Linked DNA regions of Homo sapiens: region 2 is linked to region 1. A link is a loop called in an ENCODE intact Hi-C map of the cell type or tissue named here. Cell type or tissue: B cell. All regions are shown on one strand. Links, peaks and the distances in the headings refer to the core of each region. The heading gives the core; the rest is flanking DNA.

Evidence for each region. Hi-C counts contacts between places; a loop is a spot of excess contacts. Peaks named below come from ENCODE experiments on the same cell type or tissue, not always from the same donor. Only the 100,000 strongest peaks of a DNase experiment are listed, where the experiment ranks them.
Region 2: it touches region 1 in a loop (6-fold over the local background); 41 of 110 quality-filtered maps call a loop at or near these places.

Annotation. Positions count from the first base shown.
Region 1 is chr1:32,217,691-32,233,620 of GRCh38, forward strand. TMEM234 (transmembrane protein 234) reads right to left here and starts at 4,663. Exons shown (of 5, transcript NM_019118.5): 1 at 4,617-4,663; 2 at 4,177-4,328; 3 at 3,441-3,507. The coding sequence starts at 4,632. EIF3I (eukaryotic translation initiation factor 3 subunit I) reads left to right here and starts at 4,717. Exons shown (of 11, transcript NM_003757.4): 1 at 4,717-4,754; 2 at 4,848-4,940; 3 at 6,344-6,431; 4 at 6,720-6,785; 5 at 8,481-8,630; 6 at 8,713-8,840; 7 at 10,809-10,919; 8 at 11,037-11,126; 9 at 11,445-11,518; 10 at 13,237-13,329; 11 at 13,425-13,914. The coding sequence starts at 4,752. The coding sequence ends at 13,506. It also overlaps the pseudogene MTMR9LP. RefSeq lists enhancers at 3,936-5,135, 4,412-5,045, 15,079-15,579. In B cell, for the core only: no CTCF peak of the experiment used is centred there; DNase peaks (open chromatin) are centred at 3,271 and 4,671; H3K4me3 peaks cover 2,123 bases; H3K27ac peaks cover 3,407 bases.
Region 2 is chr1:32,309,174-32,325,103 of GRCh38, forward strand. HDAC1 (histone deacetylase 1) reads left to right here. Exons shown (of 14, transcript NM_004964.3): 3 at 7,492-7,609; 4 at 15,306-15,380. Among named protein-coding and RNA genes, the nearest start is that of MARCKSL1, 19 kb to the right of the region's middle. In B cell, for the core only: a CTCF peak has its summit at 7,475 (motif pointing left); DNase peaks (open chromatin) are centred at 7,458, 7,848 and 11,018; H3K4me3 peaks cover 2,077 bases; H3K27ac peaks cover 5,395 bases.

The DNA.
Region 1 (15,930 bases), core at 94-8,093:
GTAACACCAAGCACAGCCACCATTTATTAAGCACATACCATGGCCTAGGTGCTTTGTGTACATATCTCAGTTTTCACAACACTGCAAGAAGGGGATTATCACCATTTTGCGTAAAAGAAACAAAGGCTCAAAGAAGTCACATAAACTAAGGCAAGTTGAGGATTTAAACCAAGGCTTGCCTGACTCCAAAGCCTGCGCCGTTATTAAACTGTGGATATAGACAGAGCAGAACATCAGATGAAGCACATTTTGTTTCTGTTTCAGCCCAAGCTCAGGCCTTATGGAGTTAAAAATAAAAAGTGTCAGAAGGAAGGAGCAGGACCTGTTCAGGACATTGGGCTGGACCTGTGGTGTGGGTAGAGGGCATCATAGCCCAGGATCTGTTCCTTAATTTTGAAGTTCCAAGGGGCTGACTGCCAATAAGCAAACTTGAAAAAGAGTAATGGAGTTGGCTGGGTGCAGGGTGGCTCACGCCTGTAATCCCAGCACTTTGGGAGGCTGAGGCGGGCGGATCACCTGAGGTCAGGAGTTCAAGACCAGCTTGGCCAACATGGTGAAACCCCGTCTCTACTAAAAATACCAAAAATTAGCCAGGCATAGTGGCGGACGCCTGTAATCCCAGCTACTCAGGAGGCTGAGACAGGAGAATCGCTTGAACCCAGGAGGCAGAGGTTGCACTGAGCCAAGATCACACCACTGTACTCCAGCCTGAGAAACAAGAGTGAAACTCTGTCTCAAAAAAAAAAGAAAAAGACTAATGGAGTTAACTTAAAATTTGTTGAGGGTAGATCTCCTGTTAAGTGTTCTTATCACATCAAAAAAAGAGCCACAGCCAGGCGCAGTGGCTCATGCCTGTAATCCCAACATTTTGGAAGGCTGAGACGGGCGGATCACCTGAGGTTGGGAGTTAGAGACCAGCGTGACCAACATGGAGAAACCCCGTCTCTACTGAAAATACAAAATTAGGCTGGGTGTGGTGGCTCACGCCTGTAATCCCAGCACTTTGGGAGGCCGAGGCGGGTGGATCATTTGAGGTCAGGAGTTCAAGACCAGCCTGGCCAACATTGTGAAACCCCGTCTCTACTAAAAATACAAAAATTAGCCAGGCATGGTGGTGCATGCCTGTAGTCCCAGCTACTTGGGAGGCCGAGGCAGGAGAATTGCTTGAACCTGGTAGGCAGAGGTTGCAGTGACCAGAGATTGCACCACTGCACTCCAGCCTGGGTGACACAGCAAGGCTCCATCTCAAAAAACAAAAACAAAAGAACAAAATTAGCCAGGCGTGGTGGCACATGCCCATAATCCCAGCTAGTGGGGAGGCTAAGGAAGGAGAGTCACTTGAACCTGGGAGGCGGAGGTTGCAGTGAGCCAAGATCGCACCATTGCACTCCAGCTTGGGCAACAAGAGCGAAATGCCGTCTCAAAAAAAAAAAAAAAAAGCACCACATACACATAAAAAAGACCAATGGACGAATCAGCTGAGTTATCCATGGTAACAAGACTCAACTGCAGACCAGATGTTCACACTGGCTCCTCAGCAAATTCTTTCCCAGCACTCCCAGGGCTCGCCTGTGTGAGGCAAAGGAGCAAACTGTCCTGCTCCTCATCCCCTGGGAGGCCCCAGCATGGAGGCATTACCCATCTAAGAAATTGATACAACCCCACTTACAAAGAGCTGCTTTCTTTTTTGGTTGTTTTTCGTTTTTGTTGTTGTTGTTTTGAGACAGGGTCTCTCTCTGTTGCTCAGGCTGGAGTGCAGTGGTGAGGTCAAGGCTCACTGCAGCCTCAACCTCCTGAGCTCAAGCGATCCTCCCACCTCAGCCTCCTGAGCAGCTAGGACTACAGGCACACACCACCAAGCCCAGTTAATTTTCGTATTTTTGTTGTTGTTGTTGCCTAGGGTGATCTCTAGGCTCAGGTTATCTGCCCACCTCAGCCTCCAAAAGTGCTGGAATTATAGGCCTGAGCCACTGTGCCCTGCCCAGAGCTGCCTTCTTAAGTTTACATACCTTACAAGGAGTGTCATGGCTGCTAAGGTCTGGTTTGCAACAGTAGATGGAAGAAGGATGCAGCACGGTGCAGTGGAAAGTGAGGGCATTGGAGTGAGGCAGATCTGAGTTTCCCTTGCAATCTTGGTTAGGATATTCAAACACTCAACCTGTTTCCCCGCATGTAAAATAGGGGTCACAGTATACCATTTCTTTTGTTGGGTTGTCGTAAGATGAACTGTGATAATGCATGGATAGTCCCTGGCTGAAGTGGATGCTTCATAAATAGTTATTACTGTTCTGGTTATTAGAAAGGATGGATATTAAAGGATACAGGCAGAAAGGGTAATGAGATAAAAAGAACCTAAAACTGCAATTTGATTAAAACTTGGTGAATGGCTACCTGTAGTCAGCTGGTCAAGGGTTCAGCATTCTTCCACAGCAGTGAATGCATGAGGCCAGAGGTTTTCAAACTCTTTAAATAAGTGCATATTATTTCTTTCTTTCTGTTTTTGAGACAGAGTCTCGCTCTGTTGCCCAGGGACTGGAGTGCAGTGGCATGATCTCAGCTCACTGCAACCTCCGCCTCCCAGGTTCAAGCCATTCTCGCGCCTCAGCCTCCCAAGTAGCTGGGACTACAGGCACACACCACCACACCCAACTAATTTTGTTATTTTTAGTAGAGACGGGGTTTCAGCATGTTGGCCAGACTGGTCTCGAACTCCTGACCTCAAATGATCTGCCCTCCTTGGCCTCCCAAAGTGCTGGGATTACAGGCGTGAGTCACCATGCCCAGTCGAGCATAAACTTTTAATATATGGCTTCAAATCCTTCTGCACTGACATCCTGTGGGACTTGAGAGGTGAAATTGCACAAAGTTTTGCAACTTCATTTTCTAAGATAATCATATCTGCTTTACAGAGTCATGATTGGAATTAAATAATGTGTAAGACTAGTGCAGTATCTGACGTAGTAGAGGGCAGTCACAAATGTCAAGAGAAAGGAAATTTATGTATATGGAGCTCTGACTGTGTGCCAGGCACTCTCCTAGATGTTTCCCATTCATTAAATTTAATCCTCACAATGCTATGAAGCCAACTATATAAAACCAAGGCTCAAATGGGTGACTTGCTCATGGTCAGGTAGGTAGCACACAGTGGAAGCAAGAATGTGAAAGCCAGCACTTGGCACAGCAAAATGAACCTTCCTTCTTCCTCCGCTGGTCACACATGACTGCCAGGCTTCAAACCAACTCCAGTGCCTAGCAACATACTCATAACCAGCACACTGTGCCCCTCTTGTTCAGAGAAGAGGATAGTAAGAGGGAACTAGAGCTAGTCAGCCCTCTCTCACTGATGGGAATGAGGTGTTTCAAGCTCCACCCCGCCCCCCCCAATCACTCTTCCAGGTGGCCTCAAACACTAAGCAGAACAGTTCCAAGCCAGGACCCACCTGTCGATGCCAAGGTGAGGTAATAGAGAAGGGATCCACACTGGTTGAGGAGAAAGGGCATCAGGTACTGGAAAGAGGAGAAACCTGCAGTCAGTGTGATGGCCTGACTGAGCAGCACTGCCTTCTTTGAGCTCCTAGCGAATGTCTTTCCTTGGAGGGAGGCAGGGTTATAAGGACCCAGAGAACACTAATCCCTCTAAGGAGGATCCTTCCAGGGCAAAGAGGGAAACAGACTGAAGTCTGTGCCTTTGCTCAAACTACCCTCTCCCTCACCTCTGCTAGTTCCCATCCTGCAAGGCCTTGAAGCCAATGTCAGCCCCTCCAGGAAGCCTTCCCCAAGTCCTCCAGCTCCAGCCTTCCTCCTCTGAACTCCTCCCCTGCAGGGCCAATTTGAGCCCCAAGCCCTCCCTCTGGAAAGGCTCACAAATGTTGCCTTATGTAACTGAAGGAATCACAATAAAATGTGAATAATGGCAGCCATAGATTGAGCACTTACTATGTTCTAGGCCTAATGCTAAGTGCTCTACGTATCTCACCTAATTCCTGCAACTGACCTATCAGATGGTTATTATTATAATCGCCATTTACAGATGATGAAACTGAGGCTCAAGGACAACTGACTTTTCCGAGAATTTCTAGTGAGTAAGTGGTGGGGCTGACCCAGACCTGTTTGACTCCAAAGACCAAATTCTTGGCGGCAACTCCACCGAGAGAGGGGCCTTTCACAGAGACGCACCTCAGTATTCAAGAAGAGGGTCTTCATCTCCTGTAGCAACTGCTGGGCCCAGGTCGGCTCATGAACCCGCTGCAGGCCGGCGGAGGCCCGCTTCAGCAGCGGCTGCGTGCCACCCCACAGAGCGGCCACCAGCACCAGAGCCAACACCTGCCCTGAATGCAGACGAGTGAGTCACCCTGACCCCCACCCCAAACGGCCGCCCACCCCGCCCTCTCCTGGCCTTCTAGCCCCAGCTAGCCGCCCCCACTTCCCTCCTTCGCTCTCTTCGCCTCGGCTGCGACTGGCGGCTAAGGCAGGCCCAGGGAAGCTAGGGAGATGAATCCAGGAGTCCGGCCTCTGGGGTTGTAGCAGGGGTCGGGGTTAGAGGGTGGATGTGGAGCAGGAAATGAATTCGAGGCGAGGGTCGGGAAATCCATGGAAGGGCGGGGCCGGCTACCTACCCAGAGACGCCGCCATGGCAACGCCGCTGTCTTCTACTTCCGGGAACGAAGGGGCGGAGACCCATAATCCGGAAGTGACCTCGAAACCTTTTCCGGTCTTACTCACGTTGCGGCCTTCCTCGCGTCACAGCCGGGATGGTGAGTTTCAGAGTTAGGGGTATTGCAGTGGGGGTCCTGGGCTGAGGCTGGGGCCCAATTCCGAGCACTGACGTTACTGTCTTGTCCCCACAGAAGCCGATCCTACTGCAGGGCCATGAGCGGTCCATTACGCAGATTAAGTATAACCGCGAAGGAGACCTCCTCTTTACTGTGGCCAAGGACCCTGTGAGTGTTGGCTGGAGGGGGTCCGGGAGGGGCGGGATCCTTCTGCCAGGACGATGGGTGGACACGCCAGTTTTGCCGTTAGCGGGGAACCAAAGAGCAGCCCATTGTGAGAAGTAGGGAGAGGCCATGCCGGGGGTAGGTTGGCGAAAGTATTCTACCGGGAAAGGTGGGGAAGAACTCTATTGGCCGAGTGCGGTGGCTCACGCCTGTAATCCCAGCACTTTGAGAGGCCGAGGTGGGAGGGTCGCTTGAGCCCAGGAGTTGGAGACCAGCCTGAGCAACGTAGTAAGACCCATCTCTACACACAAAAAAATTAGCCTGACATGGTGGCCTCGCGCCTGTGGTCTCAGCTACTTCGGAGTCTGAAACGAGAGGATCGCTTGAGCGCGGTGAGCTGAGATCGTGCCACTGCACTCCAAGAAAAGCAAGAGACCACTGTGGAAAGGGGATAAAGATGAGGGTCAGCTTGCCCAGAGAACGGGATGCGACCTTTAGGGATAATCTAATCTTTCTACCAGGATAGGTGCAGGCTGTGTTATTCAGACACAGGGAACTTAATGAGGGTGTCTCTAGTCTCATTTTAAGTCAATCCCATCCTGCTACTCAATGCCAAACAATCCCTCATGATACTGCCTTTTGAGGCACCTGGCCATTTTATTTTATTTTTTCTTGAGACGGAGTCTCGCTCTGTCGCCTAGGCTGGAGTGCAGTGGCGCGATCTCGACTCACTGCAACCTCTGCCTCCCAGGTTCAAGCGATTCTCCTGCCTCAACCTCCCTAGTAGCTGGGACTACAGGCTCGTGCCACCATGCCCAGCTAATTTTTTGTATCTTTAGTAGAGATGGGGTTTCACCATGTTGGACAGGCTTGTCTTGAACTCCTGACCTCAGGTGATCCGCCTGCCTCGGCCTCCCAAAGTGCTAGGATTACAGGCATGAGTCACCACACCCGGCCTGGCCATTTTCAAGATGAGAAAACTGAAGTTCAGAGGAGAGAAGCACTGTATTTGAGATCATATAGTGAGACAGTGGCAGAGCAGGCACCAGAACCCAGACTTCCTTACTACCAGCTGCTCCCACTTGGATAAGACATCAGAGATACTGTTTTTCTGGACTGGAGCTCAACTTGGCCTTTTATTCTTTGGAGCCGTTGGGAGTCCCAGGAGAGCTGGAGCTAACAAATGAGGATGCCTTTACAAGCCGCCTGACTCCTCTGTTGCTTCCCTTCAGGAAGGGAGGAGAATCCAGGAGTTGGTCTTTTTACCAGCTCCCTGCTGTTTCCCAAGAAATAAACAGAAGAGGGCAGAATCAGCCTTGCTACAGGCTGCTGAGGGTTCCTGGGGCAAAATAGGAAGCCATTGCTCTTACTGGGATGTGTACTATCCTGTGGTTTGACTTTTCCAGATCGTCAATGTATGGTACTCTGTGAATGGTGAGAGGCTGGGCACCTACATGGGCCATACCGGAGCTGTGTGGTGTGTGGACGCTGACTGTATCCTTATTTTGGGTCTGAGTCCGTGTTGCTAGGGTCTGTCAGCGATGGAGAGGCTGAGTTGGGAGTTGGGAGTTGGGGGTGCTGTTGAGGGCCTAGAGAACGATACCTCCTACTCCCTGGTCTCTTCACTGACTGAGGAAACATTCAGGACAAATTCCAGTTCTGGATAAGGAGGTAAGAGGGGTAGAAAGGCTCTTTGGGGCTGAACAGGGAGATGATTCACTTGGCATCCCAAGAGGACAAGGGCTCGGGTGAACTTCGTCATATTTCTTAACAACTCTTCAGGGGACACCAAGCATGTCCTCACTGGCTCAGCTGACAACAGCTGTCGTCTCTGGGACTGTGAAACAGGTAAGCTGGGTTCATTCACCTTTTTAGCAAATATTGAGGACCTACAGTGTACCTGTTTGAGTAAACAGGTCCTAGGAAAATAGAGATGAAATCCATAGATAGTTTCCAGTCTAGGGAATAAGAGACAAGAAAGATAGATGAGAAAATACACGCCATGGTAGAGGAAGCATAGATTAAGTTTTCTTTTTTTTTTTTTTTTTCTTTTTCTTATTTTGGAGACAGAGTCTCACTGTCACCCAGGCTGGAGAGCAATGGCACTATCTCGGCTCACTGCAACCTCTGTCTCCCGGGTTCAAGGGATTCTCCTGTCTCAGCCAGCCCCAGTAGCTGGGATTATAGGCGCACGCCACCATGCTTGGCTGATTTTTTTTTTTGAGACAGATTCTCTCGCTGTGTCACCCAGGCTGGAGTGCAGTGGCACAATCTTGGCTTACTGCAACCTCCGCCTCCCAGGTTCAAGTGATTCTCCTGCCTCAGCCTCCCAAATAGCTGGGATTACAGACATGCGCCATCACACCTGGCTAATTTTTGTATTTTTAGTAGAGACAGGGTTTCACCATGTTGGCCAGACTGGTCTCAAACTCCAGACCTCAGGTAATCCACCCACCTCGGCCTTCCAAAGTGCTGGGATTACAGGCATGAGCCACTGCACCTGGCCACCAGCTAATTTTTGTATTTTTAGTAGAGACAGGGTTTCACCATGTTGGCCAGGCTGGTCTCGAACTCCTCAGCTCAAGTGATCCACCCGCCTTGGCCTCCCAAAGTGCTGAGATTACAGGCACAAGCCACTGTGCCCAGCCTAAGCTGTTCTGTTTAGTGCCAGGTCTATGCTGGGTACTGGGGACATGGAGGGAAATCAGATCAGGTCTTTGCTGTGGAGAAGCACAGTCTGAGGGAGAGACAGATATATTGCAGTCTACGTATGAGTAGTGCCACATTAGCAGGATGTCTGAGGAAAGAGTCTAGGTAAGAAGTTAAAATACTTGGCCAGGTGTGGTGGCTCACGCCTGTAATCCCAGCACTTTGGGAGGTTGAGGCAGGTGGATCACCTGAGGTCAGGAGTGCAAGACCAGCCTGGCCAACATGGTGAAACCCCGTCTATTAAAAATACAAAAATGAGCCAGGCATGGTGGTGGGCACCTGTAATCCCATCGACTCAGGAGGCTGAGGCAGAAGAATCGCTTGAAAGGTTGCAGTGAGCCGAGATCACACCATCGCACAGCAGCCTGCAGGACAAGAGCGAAACTCCATCTCAAAAAAAAAAAGGCCGGGCGCGGTGGCTCACACCTGTAATCCCAGCACTTTGGGAGGCTGAGGCGGGCGGATCACGGGTCAGGAGATCAAGACCATCCTGGCTAACACGGTGAAATCCCGTCTCTACTAAAAATACAAAAAATTAGCGGGGCATGGTGGCAGGCGCCTGTAGTCCCAGCTACTTGGGAGGCTGAGGCAGGAGAATGGCGTGAACCCGGGAGGCGGAGCTTGCAGTGAGAGCCGAGATTGCACCACTGCACTCCAGCCTGGGCAACAGAGTGAAACTGTCTCAAAAAAGAAAAAAAAAAAGAAAAGTTAAAATACTTTTTAAGTTTGGGTCACTGGAGCAAGACAAACAGTGAGATGTGATGGTAGCATTCTCTAGAATGTCCTCCCTGCAATTGCAATGGATGGTGTAGCCCAGACTTTGCCTGACTCCAGGAAAGCAGCTGGCCCTTCTCAAGACCAATTCGGCTGTCCGGACCTGCGGTTTTGACTTTGGGGGCAACATCATCATGTTCTCCACGGACAAGCAGATGGGCTACCAGTGCTTTGTGAGCTTTTTTGACCTGCGGGATCCGAGCCAGATTGGTGAGGGCTGGGAATAGGGCTGGGGTTGAGGTAAAGGGTACAGTTCTAGAGCCCAGGGCCTAACATCTACTGCCCCACACAGACAACAATGAGCCCTACATGAAGATCCCTTGCAATGACTCTAAAATCACCAGTGCTGTTTGGGGACCCCTGGGGGAGTGCATCATCGCTGGCCATGAGAGTGGAGAGCTCAACCAGTATAGTGCCAAGGTAAGAGGCCACATGGGGCCTGAGCCTACCAGAATAATTTTTTTTTTTTTTTTTAAGATAGAGTCTCTCTCTGTTGCCCAGGCTGGAGTGCAGTGGCGCCATCTCGGCTCACTGCGACCTCCACCTCCCTGGTTCAAGCAATTCCCCTGCCTTAGCCTCCCGAGTAGCTGGGATTACAGGTGCATGCCACCGCACCTGGCTAATTTTTTTTGTATTTTTAGTAGAGACAGGGTTTCACCATGTTGGTCAGTCTGGTCACGAACTCCTGACCTCAGGCAGTCCACCGCTCGTGGCTTTTTTTTTTTTTTTTTTTTTTTTTTGAGACAGAGTATCACCCTGTCACCCAGGCTGGAGTGCAGTGGTACGATCTCGGCTCACTGCAACCTCCACCTCCTGGGTTCAAGCCATTCTCCTGCCTCAGCCTCTTGAGTAGCTGGGACTATAGGCACCTGCCACCATGCCTGGGTAATTTTTGTATTTTTAGTAGAGATGGGGTTTCTCCATGTTGGCCAGGCTGGTCTTGAATCCTGACCTCCTGACCTCAGATGATCCACCTGCCTCGGGTCCTGGTGATAGCACACTAGTTCAGAACAAGGGCAGGGCTGTATGCTGTGGCTCACATCTGTAATCCCAGTGCCTTTGGGGGCCAAGGCAGGAGGATCTCTTGAGCCCAGGGGTTGGGGCTGCAGTGAGCTATGATTGCACCACTGCACTCCAGCCTGGGTGACAGTGAGACCCTGTCTCTAAAAAAAAAAAAAAAAAAAAAAAAGTTAATAAAAAATTTTAAAAAGAGCAGAGGTGAGATTCAAATGTAGATTTCACCACTTTCTAGCTGTGTGATCTTGGGCAATTTACATGACTTCTCTGACCCTGTTTATCTGTAAAATGTTTCAAGGATCAAATGATATCACATGTTTGAAAAACTTGTCACAAAGTACTCAGGACATGTTAATAAGGATCACAGGCCGGGTGTGGTGACTCACACTTGTAATCCCAACACTTTGGGAGGCTGTGGCAGGATTGCTTGAGACCCGGAGATTGAGATCAGCCTGGGCAATATAGGAAGACCCTGTCTCTACAAAAAAAAATTAAAAATTAGCTGGGTGTGGTGGAGTGTGCCTTTGGTCCCAGGTACTCAGGATGTTGAGGCTGAAAGATTGCTTGAGTCTGGGAGATTGAGGCTGCAGTGAGCCATGATTGTGCCACTGTACTCCAGCCTGGGTGATAGAACAAGACCCTGTCTCAAAAAAATAATTAAGGATCACAAATGAGCATTTCCTTGCCACCACTGAGTATAATGCCCTGTATAATGCTGAGTATAATGCTGAACTCCTAGAACAAAGAAGTAAATCAGATGCAGTCCCTTCCCCCATGGGGAGACAGACTTGCAAACAGCTAGCACCTGAGTCAGATTGTGAATTGTGCCACCATAGAGGTCTCAGCCAAGTGTGGAAGGTGCACTCTCCCAGGGAGGTGGCGTGTACATTAAACCCTGGAGAATAAATGGAGCTTCAAGCAGGAAGGAAAGAACATCCCACAGGCAAAAGGAACAGCAAAGGCAAAGGCACAGAGTTAAGAAAGTATGGAGTCTTCAGAAACCCTTGGGGTGTGGTCTTGGGGACAGAGGACGGGGAATAGATTTTAAACGTCCTTCAGTGTGAGGAGGTAAAGAGTTTTGACTTTCCTCCAGGCAGTAGGGAATCTTTAAAGGGTTATCAATGGCCAGATTTTCCTTCCAACAGCTTTTGCAGTTTATGTTTGGAGAGTGAACCTGAACTAGCCAATAGGCATAGGATGTACATTACTGGACAGAGTCAAGGGATATTTAGGGGTGACTGATAGGATAGAGGGGGTGAGGAAAACACAAAGTCCATGCTGTCTCAGCTTTCATTTGGGTGCTTGGGTTTCTGGGGAGCTGAGATTAGTAGGGATTGGGCCCATTCAGTGTCACTCTTCTTCCTTCCCTAGTCTGGAGAGGTGTTGGTGAATGTTAAGGAGCACTCCCGGCAGATCAACGACATCCAGTTATCCAGGGACATGACCATGTTTGTGACCGCGTCCAAGGACAACACAGCCAAGGTGAGCCTGGGCAGCGGTCTGGCAGGGCTGCTCCCTCCCTCCGGCTGCACAGCTCACCCTGCCCGACTTCCCCCAGGAAAGCTCTTTACAGATTTCCCCCCTGCCTTCTCTCTCCAGCTTTTTGACTCCACAACTCTTGAACATCAGAAGACTTTCCGGACAGAACGTCCTGTCAACTCAGCTGCCCTCTCCCCCAACTATGACCATGTAAGAGAACCCCACCTGCCTTCCTGCTGAAGCCTCAGGAAGCTTCCAAGTTCTAGATGCTTGTCCAGAAGTTGGGCTACAACATTGTGGGGGAAATGATGTCAGGCAGAGAGGAGATGCCCAGAGGAGTGACAAAGCTGGAAGGATTGAATAGCCCCAGGGCAGCCAGCAGGAGGTGGCAGAAGTGTCTGATCATCCCCTACCTTTGGTATCCTCCCATTGAGCCGTGTGAGATGTTAAAAATGTATATGGCAGCAGAAAAACACAAAATGGACTTGGTGTCCATTGGTCCCATCTAGAGTTTCTTCTTCCATTCAGGTGGTCCTGGGCGGTGGTCAGGAAGCCATGGATGTAACCACAACCTCCACCAGGATTGGCAAGTTTGAGGCCAGGTAAAGAAGAAGAGAGCTCTTCCAAATTAAAATCTCATGTGGTGTACCTTTTTTGTTTGTTTTTGTTTTTGAGATGGAGTCTCGCTCTGTCGCCTAGGCTGGAGCGCAGTGGCGTGATCTCTGCTCACTGCAAGCTCTGCCTCCCGGGTTGACGCCATTCTCCTGCCTCAGCGGCCCAGGCGCCCACCACCATGCCTGGCTAATTTTCTTTTTGTATTTTTAGTAGAGACGGGGTTTCACCGTGTTAGCAAGGATGGTCTCGATCTCCTGACCTCGTGATACGCCCGCCTCAGCCTCCCAAAGTGCTGGGATTACAGGCATGAGCCACCGTGCCCAGCCTTTTTTTTTTTTTTTTTTTTTGACACGGAGTCTTGCTCTGTCACCCAGGCTGGAGTGCAATGGCGCGATCTCTGCTCACTGCAACCTCTGCTTCCCGGGTTCAAGCAATTATCCTGCCTCTGCCTCCTGGGTGGCTGGGATTACAGGCACCCATGACCACGCCTGGCTAATTTTTGTATTTTTAGTAGAGACAGGATTTCACCATGTTTGCCAGGCTGGTCTTGAACTCCTGGCCTTAAGTAATCCGCCCACCTTGGCCTTCCAGAGTGCTGGGATTACAGGCATGAGCCACTGTGCCCAGCCTTCATTATATTTCTCTATGTCTAAATTTCCTCTACTGTATAATGAGACAATGACAATATACTTAACATAAAATTATGCAGATTAAATTATTCAGTTAATATTTATTAAGCTCTTTAAGCACTGCCCAGCACATAGTAGGCACTCTATAAGTATTAGTTATGTATTCAGGCAGACATCTGGGTCCAGTCTTCCCCATATAATAAAAAAGTTAAAAAAGTAAGAGACAGGGTCTCACTATGTTGCCCAGGCTGGCCTCGAACTCCTGGGCTCAAGCAATCCTCTGTCCTCAGCCTCCCAAAGTGCTGGGATTACAGGCGTGAACCATGGCACGCAGCCACCAATTTCCATCTTATTTTGTTCACATTCACTTCTTATCTCAATTTTTCTGCTTTATTATTATTATTTTTTGAGACAGGGTCTCACTCTGTTGCCCAGGCTGGAGTGCAGTGGCACCATCTCTGCTCACCGCAACCTCCTGGGCTCAAGCGATCCTTCTACCTCAGCTTCTGAGTAGCTGGGATTACAGGTACATGGCCACCGTCCCTGGCTGCTTTTTGTATTTTTAGTAGAGATGTTGGCCAGGCTGGTCTCAAACTCCTGGCCTCAAGTGATCCACCCGCCTCGGCCTCCCAAAGTGTTGGGATTACAGGCGTGAGCCACTGCGCCTCGGCTTCTGCTTTATTTTTTGTGATACAATTTGCATTTGAGGCCAGGTGTGGTGGCTCATGCCTGTAATCCCAGCACATTGGGAGGCTAAGGAAGGCGGCTTGAGGCCAGGAGTTCGTAACCAGCCTGGCCAACATGGTGAAACCCCATCTCTACTAAAAATACAAAAATTAGCCAGGCATCTGTAATCCCAACCACTCAGGAGGCTGAGGCAGGAGAATTGCTTGAACCCAGGAGGGGGAGGTTCCAGTGAACCGAGATTGCGCCACTGTACTCCACCCTGGGTGACAGAGTAAGACTCCATCTCAAAATAAATAAATAATAATAACAATTTGCATTTGGGGAGTGCCACCTCCAAAGTGTTTTGGAAGAAGATAGAAAGTGAATTAATTGTGTCCCTTTTCCTCCAGGTTCTTCCATTTGGCCTTTGAAGAAGAGTTTGGAAGAGTCAAGGGTCACTTTGGACCTATCAACAGTGTTGCCTTCCATCCTGATGGCAAGAGGTAGGGTACCAGTGAAGCAGCTGACCTAAGCCTGGGTTGGGTCTCTGCCTTTCCCAGAGTAAGCACCTGACTGGTGCCTGGCTATCTTTTTCCAGCTACAGCAGCGGCGGCGAAGATGGTTACGTCCGTATCCATTACTTCGACCCACAGTACTTCGAATTTGAGTTTGAGGCTTAAGAAGCTGGATCTCCTGCCGGGCGTGGTGGCTCATGCCTGTAATCCCACCACTTTTTTTTTAAGGCAGGCGGATCACCTGAGGTCAGGAGTTTAAGACCAGCCTGACCAACATGGAGAAACCTCGTCTCTACTAAAAATACAAAAATTAGCCAGGCATGGTGGCACACGCCTATAGTCCCAGCTACTCAGGAGGCTGAGGCAGGAGAATCACTTGAACCCAGGAGGCAGAGGTTGCAGTGAGCTGAGATCACGTCATTGCACTCCATCCTGAGCCACAAGAGCAAAACTCCGTCTCAAAAAAAAAAAAGAAGAAGGTGGATCTCCAACCAGGCCAGAGAAGATTCTCACAGAAGGTTTTGAACTCTAAGAAATAAATTGGTTTGGTAATAAATGGCTTCTGGTCAGATATTTTGTGGTGTCTGTTTCATCATTTTTCCTTTTCACTGACACCCCAGCAAGCTGATGCTGATCATGGAGACTTTTATTATTGAGACCTCCCTATACTTTGGACACTTCAAACTTAAGACCCTCAGTACTTTTGGCTAACCTGGGTTGCAGGCACCCTCATCCAAGGTGTAAAGGTCCTAAGGGGCCTGCAGAGGTTTCAGGAACATCTCAGCTGCTATCCAAGGAGCCAGTGCTTAGAATAGGGGCTCGGCTGAAGCAGTTGGCTGAGAGGCTTCTGTCTTCTCCCTTCCTGTCACTATTTGCCACACTCTTCCCCCATGCAGCTTCTGCAGGCTCAGGTGAGCAGGTCCAGCGCAGAAACAGGCCTGAGGAGGAGGAAGACAGGTCAGGACGCTGAGCAGAGGGGTAATACCCAGGGGAGAAGGTGTGGAGCTCACCTTGCCACAGCCGCAGGCTCTGGGGCTCCACAGATGGCCAAGGGATTGAGGAGGTAGAGTGGGTTCTGGAGTCTTTGTTGCTCTTTTGGCTGGTTGAGCCCAGACCACAGGGAGTGCATCTGAGTCCTCCCTTCACACGGCATCTGCAGAAAGGCAGGGAGTGAGTTTCCAGCCCCAGGTATGCCCTCTGGGAGTCTGGGTGGGCAGCCCTGGTTAGTAGGGTGACAGCCACTTTGGAGCAGTGATAACCTTTACTTTTCTCCTTTTTCTTGCAAACATTATTGCTAGTCAGATCTTGTACTAGGCACTAGAATAAAAGGGGAACAAGACAAAGTCCTACTTCTTAAGGAGTTCTATTTAAAGGGAGAAACCAATTTAGTTTTGCCTCAATGTCAGAGAAGGCTAATTAAGAATGTGATGTTTGAGCTGAGTCTCAACAGACCTAGCATACCCACTGTGCAAAGCAACAGCCAACATGGGGAGAACGGCATGAGCCAAAGAAAGAAGGCGGGAAAGGGCCCACTGTGAATATTGATAGGTCTGGACCCAGGAGCTTTTGAAAGAAAATTGATAACAATGAAGATGCAGAGAACAGTGAGGCGGCTGCCGGAGAGTCCAGATGGAAGAGACCAGTGTGGATGAAGACGGGGGGAGGGCCTTCTGGCAAGGGAGGACCAAACTCAGACAATTTTAGGAGAAAGACTAAAGATGAAGGATGGGGGAGAGGGAGGTAAATAGAGATGATCCAGGACTAGTGGGGTTAGTGAAGCAGGATGGGGTATAGAGGAAGACTGAGCAACAGAAGATAACTAAATCTGATCTTCACCCTGGAAAGGTGAACCCTCCCTCCCCGCATCTCTCAATCTCATAAGACAGCTGGCATCTGGGACTGATAGGCAGCATATGCAACAAGCCAACCAAATAATAAAAATACCACTTCTTTTATTTACTTATTTATTTATTTATTTATTTAATGGAGTCCCACCCTGTTGCCTAGGCTGGAATGCAATGGCATGATCTCGGCTCACTGCAACCTCTGCTTCCCAGGTGCAAGCAATTCTCATGCCTTAGCTTCCCAAGTGGCTGGGATTACAGGCATGTGCCAACACGCCCGGCTAATTATATTTTTTTGAGATGGAGTCTTGCTCTGACACCTAGGCTGGAGTGCAGTGGTGGGATCTTGGCTTACTGCAACCTCTGACTCCCAGGTTCAAGTGATTCTCCTGCCTCAGCCACCTGAGTAGCTGGGACTACAGGCGGGTGCCAACATGCCCGGCTAATTTTTTGTATTTTTAGTAGGCAGGGGGTTTCACCATGTTAGCCAGGGTGGTCTCGATCTCCTGACCTTGTGATCTGCCCACCTCAGCCTCCCAAAGTGCTGGGATTACAGGTGTGAGCCACCGTGCCAGGCCTAATTTTTTGTATTTTTAGTAGAGATGGGGTTTTACCATGTTGGCCAGGCTGGTCTCAAACTCCTGATCTCAGGTGACCTGCCTGCCTCAGCTCCCAAAGTGCTGGGATTACAGGCGTGAGCCACCGCGCCCGGCCAGATTATGGCTGCTCTTATCCCCTTCATGCT
Region 2 (15,930 bases), core at 4,347-12,346, 96 kb after region 1:
CTTGTTGCTTCAAATAAAGGTAGAACCTGCTCCTGGCCTCCCAGAGTAGACCAAGCAAACATGCAATTTATATGCAGTTTGGTGAGTGTAATGATAAGGGAAGTACAGGCTTCTCAGGGTAGCATTTCAGAGAGTTACTTAACTGAGATTCTGAGAGGTCAAGGACAGCTTTTTGGGGGAATTGGCTTTTCTTCTCTTTCTCTCTCTCTCTCTTTTTTAAGAGACAGCCTTGGCTGGGTGCCGTGGCTCACGCCTGCAATCCCAGCACTTTGGGAGGCCGAGGCAGGCGGATCACCTGAGATCAGGAGTTCAAGACAAACCTGGCCAACATGGTGAAACCCTCTCTCTACTAAAAATACAAAAATTAGCTGGGCATGGTGGTGGATGCCTGTAATCCCGACTACTCAGGAGGCTGAGGCAGGAAAATCGCTTGAACCTGGGTGGCGGAGATTGCAGTGAGCTGAGGTCGTGCCACTGTACTCCAGCCTGGGCAACAGAGCGAGTCTCAAAAAAAAAAAAAAAAAAAAAACAAGCCTTGCTCTGTTGCCCAGGATGGAATGCAGTGGCTATTCCTAGGTGAGATTATAATGCACTATAGCCTCAAACTCCTGTCTGTGCTCAAGTGATTCTCCTGCCTCAGCCTCCCAAGTAGTTGAGACTACAAGTGTGTGCCTGGGTTGACTTTTCATTTGCAACCTAAAGGTTGAGTAGAGGGTGTGAAGAGAACAGTGTTGTAGGTCATAGCATGTATAAAGGCCTAAATGTGAGAGAGATGGCCCTTGGGGAAGTGCAAGCAAAATGGTGCTTGGCAGATTGGCACAGTGAATGAGATCAATTCAGTCTCTCAAACATGTTTTATTTAACTCAAAGTATTTTAAGGGCATTAGGTTAGTGGCCAACCTTTAAAAAATGAAATTGTCCAGAAAGGATCTGGCAGTTGGGCCCAAATTCCCTCATGGCAGCCATCAGCTAGAGCTATGTAAATAAAGATTGTCCTCTGCTCACCAGTGTTTTGTTTATGTTTGTTTTAAGCTAGCTAAACTGACTGGCGCTTATGAGTGATTTGAGTTTGGTGTTCCCTGGCATACAGCACAAAATATTTAGGTGAGTGTAAGGGGGTGAGCAGGGATCAGATTATTCTGGTTTTCCAAGCCAGGTTAAAGAGTTTGAACTTGATATTTTGAGTAATGATGCCTTTGAAGTGTTTTTAGAGGGGAGTGACATGATTCAGTTTGCATTTTAAGACTGATAACTCTATAACAGGCACAGTGACACACGCTTGTAATCCCAGCTACTAGCAAGGCTAAGGCAAGAAGATCACTTGAGCCCAGGAGTTCGAGACCAGCCTGGGCAACACAGGGAGATTCTGTCTCTAAATAAAAAAGAAAAAGACAGGCCGGGCGCAGTGGCTCACGCTTGTAGTCCCAGCACTTTGGGAGGCTGAGGCGGATGGATCACCTGAGGTCAGCAGTTTGAGACCAGCCTGGCCAACATGGTGAAACCCCATCTCTACTAAAAATACAAAAATTAGCCGGGAGTGGTGGTGGGAGCCTGTAATCCCAGCTACTCGGGAGGCTGGGGCAAGAGAATTGCTTGAATCTGGGAGGCGGAGGTTGCAGTGAGCCAAGATTGTGCCATTGCACTGCAGCTGGGTGACAAGAGTGAAAGTCGGTGAAAAAAAGAAAAAAAAAATAGAGAGACAGAAAGAAACAGGGAGAGGGAGGGAGAGAGAGAAAGACAAAGAAGGAAGGAAGAAAGGAAGGAAAGAAGAGAGAAAAGAAAAAAAAAGAAAGAGAGACAGAAAACTCTGCCTGTAGTATTCAGCATAAATTAACAATGGTTAAGAAGGAGGCTAGTATACCAGTTAGGAGATTGTTGCCAGAATCCAAGTCAAAAAAAGTGGTAGCCCAGGATGGAAGTGGACAGATTTGACAGATAATACATTGGTGGTAGTTTCAAGAGAAGTTGAATGTAGCGGATGAAAAAAGAAGAATCAAAGATGATTCTTGCCTGGTGTGGTGTGGTGGCTCATGCCTGTAACCCTGGCGCTTTGGGAAGCCAAGGCCAGCAGATCACCTGAGGTCAGGAGTTTGAGACTAGCCTGGCCAACATGGTGAAACCCTATCTCTACTAAAAATACAAAAATTAGCCGGGCGTGGTCGCGGGTGCCTGTAATCCCAGCTACTCAGGAGTCTGAGACGGGAGAATCGCTGAACTTGGGCAGCAGAAGTTGCAATGAGCCGAGATCGTGCCATTACACTCCAGCCTGGGTGACAGAGTGAGACTCTGTCTCGAAAAAAAAACAAAGATGATACCCTGGCTTCGATCTTGAACAACTAGGTGGTTGGTGCTGAGAATAGGAAACCCGGGAAAGAAGGACATAGGAAAAATAGGGTAGTAGATGCAATCAATATTATGGAGGCATAATGAGAGAGATTGGCAATGGATTGAAACAGGAAGGCAAAAAAGGACAGAGTTTAAAATGACACTTAGGTTTTCAGCCTGAGTGGATGTTGGTATCATTAACAAAAATAATGAAAGAGAACTTTTGGAAGTTAAGTGGAATTTGAGTGCTTCTAGGCTCTCAACAACAAATTGTTGAGTCCAGTTGAATTTGAAGTGCCTTTAGGGTTTGTGGGTGGAGCAGACTGAGAAGCTATTTGAACTGTGAATCTGGAGCTCAGAACTAAGATCAAAATGGAGTTTGTGCAGTCATCTGTGTAGAAGGGATAGCCAGACCAAAGTTTTGATGACATTAGGAAGAGAGTAAAGGGCTTAGTATAGTAAAAAAACAACTTGGTATTTGGAGCTAAGTCTTTTTTCTTTCACTGTGGGTGTTTTGGTTTGCCTTTTTAGAAACAGGGTCTCACTGTGTTTGCCCAGGCTGGCCTTGAACTCCTGGGCTCAAGTGATCCTTACATCTTAGATTCCTGAGCAGCTGGGACTACGGTGCATGCCACTGCATCTGGCTTCACTATGGCTGTTTTTGATAAAACAGTATCTGTCGTTCAGTCTTATTATGCCTCATTAAATTAAGTGAGGATTAAATGAGAGAGTCAAAGTACCCAGAGCCAGATCTCTGGATTCCTTCCAGTTTACCAGCTGTGTAACCCCAGGCAAATTACTTAACCTCTCTCTTCTATAGTTTCCTCCCTGTGAAATAAGGATAATAATAGTATGAATTTTTTATTTTTATTTTTTCTTTGTGATGTAGTTTCACTCTGTTGCCCAGGCTGGAGTGCAGTGGCATGACCTAAGCTCACTGCAACCTCTGCCTCCTGGATTTAAGCGATGCTTTGCCTCAGCCTCCCGAGTAGCTGGGTTTACAGGCGCCCGCCACCACACTCAGCTAATTTTTTATATTTTTAGTAGAGATGGGGTTTTACCATGTTAGCCAGACTGGTCTCGAACTCCTGACTTCAAGTGATCTGCCCCGCTCAGCCTCTCAAAGTGCTGGGATTACAGGCGTGAGCCACTGTGCCTGGCTATGAACTTTTTTTTGTTTGTTTGCTTGTTTTTTGAGACAGAGTCTCGCTCTGTCGCCCAGGCTGGAGTGCAGTGGCACAATCTGGGCTCACTGCAACCTCTGCCTCCTAAGTTCAAGTGATTCTCATGCTGCAGCCTCCTGAGTAGCTGGGATTACAGGAGCCTGCCACCACGCCCAGCTAATTTTTGTATTTTTTGCAGAGATGGGATTTCGCCATGTTGGCCAGACTGGTTTGAAACTCCTGGCCTCAAGCAATCCTCCCACCTCGGCCTCCCAAAATGCTGGGATTATAGGCGTGAGCCACCGCACCTGGCCATGAACTTTAAAAGGTGTTTTTTTGTTTTGTTTTGTTTTTCAGAGATGGGGTCTTAGGAATCTGAACACATTCTGGCCTGGAGAGATTGCCCAATAACTTATTTTATTTTATTTATTTATTTATTTATTTATTTATTTGAGATGGAGTCTCGCTTTGTTGCCCAGGCTGGAACGCAGTGGCATGATCTCAGCTCAATGCAGCCTCTGCCTCCGAGTTCAAGCAATTCTCCTGCCTCAGCCTCCTGAGTAGCTGGGATTCCAGGCACCTGCCATGACGCCCGGCTAATTTTTGTATTTTTATTGGAGATGGGGTTTCGCTGTGTTGGCCAGGGTGGTCTTGAACTCCTGGCCTCAGGTGAGCCACCCACCTCGGCCTCCCAAAGTGCTGGGATTACAGGTGTGAGCCACTGCGCCTGGCCCCGATAATTATTTTAAAAAAGAGAAAAAGACAGGGTCTCACTATGTTGTCCAGGCTAGCCTTGAAGTCCTAGGCTCAAGCGATCCTCCAGGGCTTAGATCTTTAAAAGGTTGTTGTAAGAATCATATGAGATAGCGTTTAAAGTGCCTGAAAGAGTGACTGTCACAGAGGAAACAATAAATGTTGGCTGTGTATTGAAAATGCTTTATAAACTGCAGAAAATATGGCAGGTTCTCAAATAACATCACTTCGCTCAGCATCATTTAGTTATAACGTTGAGGAGAAAAATAACTGATTCCTGGCATGGCCACTATCTGTATGGTGTTTGCATATTCTCCCCATGTCTGTGTAGGTTTTCTCCGGGTACTCCATTTTTCTCCCACATCCCAAAGATGTGCATGTGAGGTGAGTTGGCATGTTTCCATGGTCCTAGTCTGAGCAAGTGTGGATATGGGTGTGAGTGCACCCTGTGATGGAATGGCGTCCTGTCCAAGGTTGGTTCCTTGTGTTGAGCTGCGGGACAGGCTCTGGCCACCCTTGGAAATGAATGATTGAATTCAAATTATTGTCAAGTAAAAATTCATAAAGTAGACAATAATCATACAGATGCACAACAATAAAAGATGTGATACAGAAACACTCAGCGAGCCTGCCATATTTGTTATTGTTCGTTTTTGAACTGCATGATGGTAGAAGGTTCTCCTTGCAATTTTAACTTTGCATACATTTATTATTTGATTTAACCCACCACCACAACAACCGCCATCACTCACTGATTCACCAAAAATTGGGTAAATAATAATGTATATATTTTTTGAGACGGGGTCTTGCTCTGTTGCCCAGACTGTAGTGCAGTGGCAAGATCACAGCTCACTGCAGCCTGGACTTCCCTGGGCTCAGGTGATCCTCCCACCTTAGCCTCTTGAGTAGTTAGGACTATAGGCAAGTGCCACCACAGCCAGCTAATTTTTTATATTTTTGTAGAGACAGGGTTTCACCACGTTGCCCAGGCTGGTCTCAAACTCCTGGGTTCAAGTGATCCACCTGCCTCAGCCTCCCGAAGTACTGGGATTTTAGGCATGAGCCACTGCACCCAGCCCAATAATGATCTTCCTTATTTTTATAAATATTTCTTAAATATAGAGATATTTCGCCGGGCAAGGTGGCTCATGCCTGTAATCCCAGCACTTTGGGAGGCCGAGGCGGGTGGATCACGAGGTCAGGAGATCGAGACCATCCTGGCTAACATGGTGAAACCCCATCTCTACTAAATGTACAAAAAATTAGCCAGGTGTGATGGCGGGCGCCTGTAGTCCCAGCTACTTGGGAGGCTGAGGCAGGAGAATGGTGTGAACCTGGGAGACAGAGCTTGCAGTGAGCCGAGATCGCGCCACTGCACTCCAGCCTGGGCGACAGAGCGAGACTCCGTCTCAAAAAAAAAAAAAAAAAAGGGATATTTCACATTTATTTCAGTATTTGATGTTTGAAGTGTTTTGGGTCTTTATTTAGAATTTTAGTGATGTTTTTGTGACAGAAATATGCTGTAGGAGCTTAAGTTCTTGTTTATATCAATTAGCCTATGGTAAAATTGGTTTCTTTATACATTGTTTTGCCTATAGTCACAATTTCCAAGAACCTGTGGATGACATTAAGTGAGGACTTTTGTTGTATTGGTAATTAGAGAGGCAGAGGGTCATGTTTGAAGAAGACCTACCTTTAAGGGATGGGAGGAAAAGGAAATAATTTTAAAAAGGGAAGGAGGAGTCAGAATGTTGGGATAACCAGGAAATTAGCTTGTCAAGGAAGTGTTAGTGGGGAGGATGTGATCAAAATTGTTGATGTGATGACTTATAAAGGATTTCCCATCTGTTTCAGTTTTCATTAGATACCCTTTTTTCGTGAACTCTTGGAGCCATTTTGTCCATAATTTTATAATACGTATATATACATATATATTTTTTTTAATTTATTTTTTTGAGAGGAAGTTTCACTCTTGTTGCCCAGGATGGAGTGCAGTGGCACAATCTCAGCTCACTGCAACCTCCACCTCCCAGGTTCAAGCGATTCTCCTGTCTCAGCCTCCTGAGTAGTTGGGATTACAGGTGCATGCCACCACGTCCAGCTAATTTTTGTATTTTTAGTAGAGACCAGATTTCATCATATTGGTCAGGATGGTCTCGAACTTCTAACCTCAGGTGATCCACCCGCCTCAGCCTCCCAAAGTGCTGGGATTACAGGCGTGAGCCACTGCACTCGGCCAGTTTTATATAATAATAAGTAATAATTTTGTAGGCCGGGCGCAGTGGCTCATGCCTGTAATCCAGCACTTTGGGAGGCCGAGGAGGGCGGATCACCTGAGGTCAGGAGTTCGAGACCATCCTGACCAACATGGTAAAACCCCATCTCTACTAAAAATACAAAAATTAGCCAGCGTCGTGGTGGGCGCCTGTAATCCCAACTACTCGGGAGGCTGAGGCAGGAGAATCGCTTGAACCCAGGAGGCGAAGGTTGCAGTGAGTCGAGATCATGCCATTGCACTCCAGCCTGGGTGACAGAGTGAGACTCCGCCTCAAAACAAACAAACAAACAAAAAAAAACGAAAAAAAAGGTCGGGCTTGGTGGCTCATGCCTGTAATCTCAGCACTTTGGAAGGCCGAGGCGGGCGGATCACGAGGTCAGGAGATCAAGACCATCCTAGCTAACACGGTGAAACCCTGTCTCTACTAAAAATACAAAAAAAATTAGCCGGGCGTGGTGGTGGGCGTCTGTAGTCCCAGCTACTTGGAAGGCTGAGGCAGGAGAATGGCGTGAAGCCGGGAGGCGGAGCTTGCAGTGAGCCGAGATTGCGCCACTGCACTCTAGCCTGGGAGACAGAGCGAGACTCCGTCTCAAAAAAAAAAAGTAATAATTTTGTAAAGCACCTTACAGTTTACAAAGAGATTTAACAACCTCTTCCAATTCTCTCAACTTCCCTGTGTGGTCTATGTTGTCCCTGTTTAGTAAATGAGGAAATGGAGGTTCAAGAGACAGTAACTTGCCTAAGCAACAGAGCTTGAGCTGCTGTAGGTCTTCTGATACTCTGTCTCCTTTGATAATCTTGTTTGCCTAGTTAGATTGTAAATTTCTTGAAGCCTGAATCTAACCAGTTATTTCTTTTTATTCTTTATAGCACCTAGCTCCATGCTGCGCAGGAAATATAAATATTCAAACTAGATTGACTGGACTGGCCGTGGTCAAAAATAACTTGCCCTTTCTCCCTTCTGCCCTCTAGCGCCCTCACAAAGCCAATGCTGAGGAGATGACCAAGTACCACAGCGATGACTACATTAAATTCTTGCGCTCCATCCGTCCAGATAACATGTCGGAGTACAGCAAGCAGATGCAGAGATGTAAGTCCATTCTGTTCCCTCACACTCTGAAGCCGCCAGTTGCATCTCCCTTTCCACTGTAGAGGCCCATTCTGCCGTCCTCGCACCTCCCATTCAGTGGACACCTGATTTCCCCTACCTCCTAAAGGTGCCAGAGTGCTTTTTCCCCTCAAGTCGGATTTTTCATGTTTCCTGATTTGTAAACGATAGAGGTAGTACTTTTTCTGGTTATGTTCACAACACTGTCCCAAGAGTACTGTAATTATTGTAGTGGAAAAAGCACTGACCTGGGACGGGGAGACAATAGATACAGTAAAATTTAACTCTAACTCTCAGCTGAGTGGGCAAGTCACTTCCCCTCAGATTCTTCTTTTGTAAAGTGGGCTGGGCCACATGATCTCTGATTTCTGTCCAACTGTAACTGTTTTGACTTAGTGGGTATTAATTGAGAATTTAGAGGCCACTCAGGACAGATTCTAGATGGTGTAATCTTTGAGATGAGGTGATGCTGCCCCTGATCCCTTGGACTTGAACTTCAGAGCAGGTCCCATCTTGGAAGCCACGCTTAGTTTGTAGGAATCGTGGGAATTATTTTAGCTGTGAGGGGGAAAAAAAAAGTATTCAAATTTGGGACAAAACTATCATACCTGACTTCCCCCTTGTGTTATTTTAGAAATTATCTCTTAGCACCTAAGACTTCATATAGTATAACAGCACTGTCCAGAAGAAGTTTTGATTAACTTATGACAGCTTATATGGAAGTGTCAGAAAATATGCGGCACTTGTTTGTTGCTGCTGACCACAAGGTAGTCTTACTCCCAAGGAAGAAAGTTATTTATAACTATTATTACAACTAATAATAACTGTACAGTGGTATTGATGGCAGAACCACAGAGACCTTCCTTGAAGCATTAAGCTTCTTTGCTACCGACAACTCCAGGAGCTGCCAGCTGCTGTGAGTGAGGTGTTTGCTCTCTGAATTGCAGGGTCTTATTTCCCTCCAAGATGAGGCAAATTCATGCCTTTCCTGTAGATGGCTTTAGAGGTTTCCATAACCCATTTAGGCCAAGGATCAGGCTCTACTCTCAGCACAGTGGGCTCTCACTAGAGGAGCAACTTGCTATTAAAGTAAGAAAATAAGCTTTCATGTCTTAGTTTGAATCCTTGGTTTCCTAGCCCCTCTGGTGTTATTTCCCGCCCCTGCCACTTTTTTTTGAGACAGAGTTTCGCTCTTGTTGCCCAGGCTGGAGTGCAATGGGGCGATCTCTACTCACCACAACCTCCGTCTCCCGGCTTCAAGCGATTATCCTGCCTCAGCCTCCTGAGTAGCTGGGATTACAGGGATGTGCCACCACGCCCGGCTAATTTTGTATTTTTAGGTTTCTCCATGTTAGTCAGGCTGGTCTCAAACTCCCGACCTCAGGTGATATGCCAGCCTCGGCTTCCCCAAGTGCTGGGATTATAGGCCTGAGCCACTGTGCCCGACCTGTTTTCCCTCTTTAAGAGGAAGACAGGACAGGCACAGCGGTTCATGCCTGTAATCCTAGCACTTTGGGAGCCCAAGGTGGGAGGATTGCTTGAGCCCAGCCAGGAGTTTGAGACCAGCCTGGGCAACATAGTGAGACCCTCATCTCTACAAAAAAATAAAAAAATTAGCTGGGCATGGCGGTGCACACCTGTGGTCCCAGCTACTCAGGAGGTTGAGGAGGGAGGATCTTTTGAGCCTGGAAGGTCGAGGCTGCAGTGAGCCATGATTGTACTACTGCACTCCAGCCTGGGCAACAGAGCGAGACCAAAAAAAAAAAGACATTAGTGCCTATTTCATAGTCAAGGATGGGGGAATAAGTGAAGATAATATATTTAAATATATATAATATGTCTACCCTCAATGAATTGCTTTTGCTATTTTTGCTATTGCATAATCACTTTTGCTATTATGACTTACTATTTTTATTATTTACAAACTTATCAAGGCAGACAAAATGCTATGCCCTGAGGAGTGTGCAGGTTCTGCTCTGGTGCGCCAATTTTTCCGAATCCAGCATTCTAAAGTTGTACATTAAAAAATTCAGTCTGGCTGGGTGTGGTGGCTTACGCCTGTAATCCCAGCAGTTTGGGAGGCTGAGGCAAGCAGATCACCTGGGGTCGGGAGTTTGAGACCAGCCTGGCCAACATAGTGAAACCCCATCTCTACTAAAAATACAAAAATTAGCTTGGTTTGGTGGTACATGCCTGTAATTCCAGCTACTCAGGAGGCTGAGGCAGGAGAATTGCTTGAACCCAGGAGGCAGAGGTTGCAGTGAGCCAAGATCGCGCCACTGCACTCCAGCCTGGGCGACAGAGCGAGACTCCGTCTCAAAAAAAAAAAATTCAGTCTGGGTGCCTATAGTCTCAGCTACTTAGGAGGCTGAAGCAGGAAGATTTCTTGAGCCCAGGAGTTCAAGGCCAGTCTGGGTAATATAGTGAGACCTGGTCTCTAAAAAAAATTTTTCTAATTAAAATAATTAGGTCTTGGATTTTTCTGTCATCAGAAATGGGGGCAGGAAGAATAAGCCTCTCTAAGAACTTCAGAGTACCTCACTGAGTTGATTTGTAGGGTTATGGAGGGTCAGAGTAGACAGAGACTTTAGATGTCACTTAACACAGTGCTTTATAACCTGGGGTATCTACCAAGACAGTAATGAGCCCTTTTTAAAAAAAGAATTATTTTTATTTTTATTCTTGTTTTTAGAGATGGGGTCTTGCTTTGTCATCCAGGGTACAGTACAGTGGCAAGATCATAGCTCACTGCAGCCTCAAATTCCTTAATCCTTAACTTGCCCTTTTAGAATATGTACCAATATCTAACCTAGGCGCTGGACATGGTAGCATGCACCTGTAATGCCAGTGCTTTGAAGGGCAAGGCAGGAGGGATAGCTTGAGGCCAGGAGTTCAAGACCAGCCTGGGCAGCATAGTGAGACCCCCATCTCTTATTTTATCTTAAAAAAATAAAAATAAAAAATTAGTTGTGTATGGTGGCACATGCCTGTGATTCTGGCTACTCAGGAGCCTGAGGCAGGAGGATCCCTTGAGCCCAGTTCAGGGCTGCATTGAGGTATGGTCTCATTTCGCCACCACACTCCAGCCTGGGCAACATAGCAAGAACTCGTCTCAATAAAAAAAAAACACACATGGCCAGGCGTGGTGGCTCATGCCTGTAATCCCAGCACTTTGGGAGGCCGAGGTGGGCGGATCACGAGGTCAGTACATCGAGACACCATCCTGGCTAACACGGTGAAACCCCGTCTCCACTAAAAATTTACAAAAAATTAGCCGGACGTGGTGGCAGGCGCTTGTGGTCCCAGCTACTCGGGAGGCTGAGGCACCAGAATGGTGTGAACCCGACAGGCGGAGCTTGCAGTGAGCCGAGATCACGCCACTGTACTCCAGCTTGGGCGACAGAGCGAGACTCCTTCTCAAAAAGAAAAAAAAAAAAACCCACACACACACAAAAACATCCCACACACCTAATCTAGGAAGTTATGCTTATGATAAGATCGAGTAAATCAGGTTTCCTTGCTTGTGGCTGAAATGTAATAAACCCTTTCTGGTCACTTTGAGAGCCTTGACCAGAAGTTCTGACCTAATATTTAGCAAGTGAAAATGGGAACACAAATAAATGCATTTAGGGGGCTTTTGGTGAAAACATGATAAAAGGGATTGGTAAAAAATTGGGAGACATTCTCATCCATTTTACAGACATGTAAACTTTCCCAGTCACACAGCAAGGTGATGGTAGAATGCAGAATGGAACTCTAGTCCCCCAATTCTGTAGTTTTAAAAAATATAGTGTATATAAAATATTTTAGATACACAGGCCAGGCAGGGTAGCTCATGCCTGTAATCCCAGCACTTTGGGAGGCTGAGGCAGGTGGATCACTTGAGGCCAGGAGTTTGAGACCAGCCTGGCCAGCGTGGTGAAACCCTGTCTCCACCAAAAGTACAAAAATTAGCCATGTGTGGTGGTATATGCCTGTAATCCCAGCTACTCGGGAGGCTGAGGCATGAGAATTGTTTGAACCTGGAGGGCAGAGGTTGCAGTGAGCCAAGATCGCGCCACTGCACTCCAGCCTGGGCGACAGAGCAAGACTCCATCTCAAAAAAAAAAAAAAAAAAAAAAAACAGAAAAAGAAAAAAACATATTTTAGACACACACAAAAAGCATCAAAAAATAATATAATGCACTTTGGGAGGCCGAGGCGGGCAGATCACGAGGTCAGGAGATCAAGACCATCCTGGCTAACACAGTGAAACCCCATCTCTACTAAAAATACAAAAAATTAGCCGGGTGTGGTGGTGGGTGCCTGTAGTCCCAGCTACTTGGGAGGCTGAGGCAGGAGAATGGTGTGAACCCAGGAGGCGGAGCTTGCAGTGAGCTGACATTGCGCCACTGCACTCCAGGCTGGGCAACAGAGCAAGACTCTGTCTCAAAAAAAAAAAAATAATAATAATAATATAATGAACATCCATGTGTGCCCAATACCCAGCCTGAGAAAGAAAACATTATCAATACAGTTGATGCCCCCTTGGGCATCTTTCCTTGATCACATACCCTTTCTCTCCCACTCCCCCAGCCCCCCACCCCATTACCAGCACTGCCAAGGTATAAGCACTATCCTGAGGTTAGTGTTTAATCTTCCCATCTCTTTGCAATGAGCATTTGACTGCCTTCTCTGCCTACGTCTGCTTCCACCTCTCACCCAGTATTGCTTCCCTTTAGTCTAAAGCTAGTGTGAGAATGAGAAAAGCGTTTATAGCAGAAAGAGAGAAAACCCATGGAAAAGTCTTCCCTACCCTCACAGATTAGCTCACATGAGTATCTGCTCTTCCATTTGCCCCCTTTCCATCTCTAATCACATAGCTTATTGACTAGGAATAAAAGGGCTGGTCATTTGAGCTACATGTTGGTTTGGTGCCTGAAGAAAAATATTTTTTTTTTTCTCACGTCCAAAACACCCATTCCTTCCCATGGAGGCTCCATATCCCAAATAAGAGTATAAACAAAGCTTTGGAAACGCAGGCAGGCCAAACTCTGTGCAGGAGGAAGTGGCCAGAGAGGGAAATCAGTTGCCAATGGATAAACAGCCGGGGCCCAGGGACCAAAGTTCTTATTTACACAGCCTCCCAGTGTTTACCCAGGAAGTGAGGAAGAGACCCACCCGCTGCACACTCCCTCATGCAGCCATGCTTCTTCCTCAGAGCACCGGATCTTGGCACCCTCCAAGTTTAGTGCAGAACCAGAGCTGGTAACTCTTGTGGTTATTGTAGATCTTGAGCTTCAACTGTGTCTTGAGATTTTACCAGCACAATCCAAACTGAGCTCTTCTGCTCTCACCCCAGGGCTGCTCCTTCCTCTACTTTTGGAAATCTTGATAACAGTGGGTACAGTAGAAGGCTGGGCAAGAGAATAAGTATGCAGCCCCACACCTCCTGCCTCTGACTTCCTGTAGCTCATTGATGTCTCAGCAGTTACTTTTTTTTTTTTTTTCTCCTGAGATGGAGTCTCGCCCTGTCACCCAGGCTGGAATGCAGGGGTGCAATCTTGGCTCACTGCAACCTCCACGTTTTGGGTTCAAGTGATTCTCCTGCCTCAGCCTCCTGAGTAGCTGGGATTACAGGCACATGCCTGGCTAATTTTTGTATTTTTAGTAGAGACGGGGTTTCTCCATGTTGGCCAGGCTAGTCTTGAACTCGTGACCTCAAGTGATCCACCTGCCTTGGCCTCCCAAAGTGCTGGGATTACAGGTGTGAGCCACCGCGCCCGGCCAGTAGTTACCTTTTCTGTAAGAGGAGATTTGGAGCTATAAAGTTCCTCTAGGTCTGTGAGTCTACAGCCTCCAGGTGTGCTTTCCTTCCTGTTTTCATTTCATTTGCCTTATTGTTTGCATATGTTTCCACATTATGTACTACTTGGTACTTTTACCCCATTAGGCCCGAAATAACTTTACTCCACTTGTCACTGTGAATGTAGCAGTAAGACACTGGGCTACGGGAGTCAAGACACCGGGACCCTGATTCTGGTTCTGCTACTGCCTGGTTTTATAACCTTGGGCAAATCACTTAACTTCTCGGTATCTGTTTGTTCCTCCGCACAGTGGGGTTGATATCTGGCTTGTCCAGCTCATAGAGTTGTTGTGAGGATCAAATGAGGTTGTATATGTGAAAGGACTTGGAAAAGGGCCGGGATATATTTTCACAGGCTTTTAAGACAGACAGGCTGGCTGGGCACGGTGGCTTATGCCTGTAATCCCAGCACTTTGGGAGGCCGAGGCGGGCGGATCACAGGGTCAGGAGTTTGAGACCAGCCTGGCCAACATGGTGAAACCCCGTCTCTACTAAGAATGCGGAAATCAGCCAGGTGTGGTGGCAGGTACCTGTAATCCCAGCTACTCGGGAGGCTGAGGCAGGAGAATGGCTTGAAACTGGAGGGCAGAGATTACAGTGAGCCAAGATCACTTCACTATACTCCAGCCTGGGCAACAAGAGCAAAACTCCGTCTCAAAAAAAAAACAGACAAACCAAAGCTTGAGGCTTGCATACTGCTTCTGCCATTTACTAACAGCTCACCTCTCTGAACCTGTTTCCCTACTTATTTATTTATTTATTTTTTTGAGACAGGGTCTCACTCTTGTCTCGCCCAGGCTGGAGTGCAGTTGCGCGATCTCAGCTCACTGCAACCTCTGCCTCCCGGGTTCAAGTGGTTCTTGTGCCTCAGCCTCCCAAGTAGCCGGGATTACAGGCAGCTGCCACCACACCTGGCTAATTTTTATGTTTTTGGTAGAGATGGGGTTTCTCCATGTTGCCCAGGCTGGTCTTGAACTCCTGGCCTCAAGTGGTCCTCCTGCCTTAGCCTCCCGAAGTGCTGGGATTACAGGTGTGAGCCACTGTGCCAGGCCTTGTTTCCCTACTTATAAGATGGGACCAAATCTTACCTCAGAAGCTTGTGTGAAGATGAATGATCTCGGGTATTTAACGCATGTAGCGCAGTGTCTGGCGTGTTGTACGTGCGCAGTGAACGATAGTTCTCTGGGTCTCTGTTCTTGCCCCTTGTTTGTCAGCTGGCGTGAGGGCCAGAGGATAAGTTTTTCTCCCTCAAGAAACGAACCAACATTTTCCAAGTTGCTAACTGCTTCTCCATATTAGATTTTTGTTAATTTTCTGACCAGTGGGTGAGGTGGGATATCAGTTTTGCTTGTTATAGATAATGGGCTAAGACCAGGTGTGATGGCACATGCCTATTGGGAGGCCAAGGCAAGAAGACTGCATGAGGCCTAGGGAACATAGTGAGGCTCTGTCTCTAAAAAAAAAAAAAAGAAAAAAAAATTAGCTGGGTATAGTGGCATGCACCTGTAGTCCAAAGTACTTGGGAGACTGAGGTGGAAGGATTGCTTGAGCCCAGGAGGTGAGGGTCAAAGCTGCTGCACATGAGCCATGTTTGTGCCACTGCACTCCAGCATGGGCAACAGAGCAAGCCCCTGGCTCTAAAAAATAAAAAAATAATAATGGGCTAAAGCTCAAAGATGTTAAACAACTTGATGCAGTCATACAGCCAGGAAGTAGAGCCTGGACTAGAACCCACACCTCCTGAATTTAAATTCTGTGTTTTTTTCCATCAGCTCATAAATATGTAAACTAAAGGAAATTGTGGAAACTAACCTTTTGCTTATTTCTTTCAAGTCAACGTTGGTGAGGACTGTCCAGTATTCGATGGCCTGTTTGAGTTCTGTCAGTTGTCTACTGGTGGTTCTGTGGGTAAGGAATATTCATCTTCTCCCCAGGGGTAGACTGGGTTGTTCTAGTGAGGTCTGCCTTTTAGGCTGCTATCCTAGTTGGCTGATCTGAAACCATGTAGAATGGTCCTGTGGTTTTTACTGAAGTCTCTAAAATGGCTGGTGTAGTGTCTCACACCTGTAATCCCAGCACTTTGAGAGGCTGAGGAGGAGGATTGCTTGAGGTCAGGAGTTCAAGACCAGCCCAGGCAACATAGACCCTCCTGTCTATAAAAAAATAAAATAAGTAAAAACAATTAGCCGGGCATGGTGACTCGTGCCTGTAGTCCCAGCTACTCAGGAGGCTGAGGCTTAAACCCAGTAGGTTGAGGCTGCAGTGAGTCGTGGTCACACCACTACACTCTAGCCTGGGCAACAAAGCAAGACCCTGCCTCCAAAAAAAAAATTTAAAAAGCCTCTAAAATGTCCCTCTGGTTCAGTCCCAGCCCAGGTTCAATCTCTGACATGGTACTGACAGGTGTCCTTGACTGTCCTTTCCTACTAAGAGATCTTATGTACAGGCGTTCCCCGCA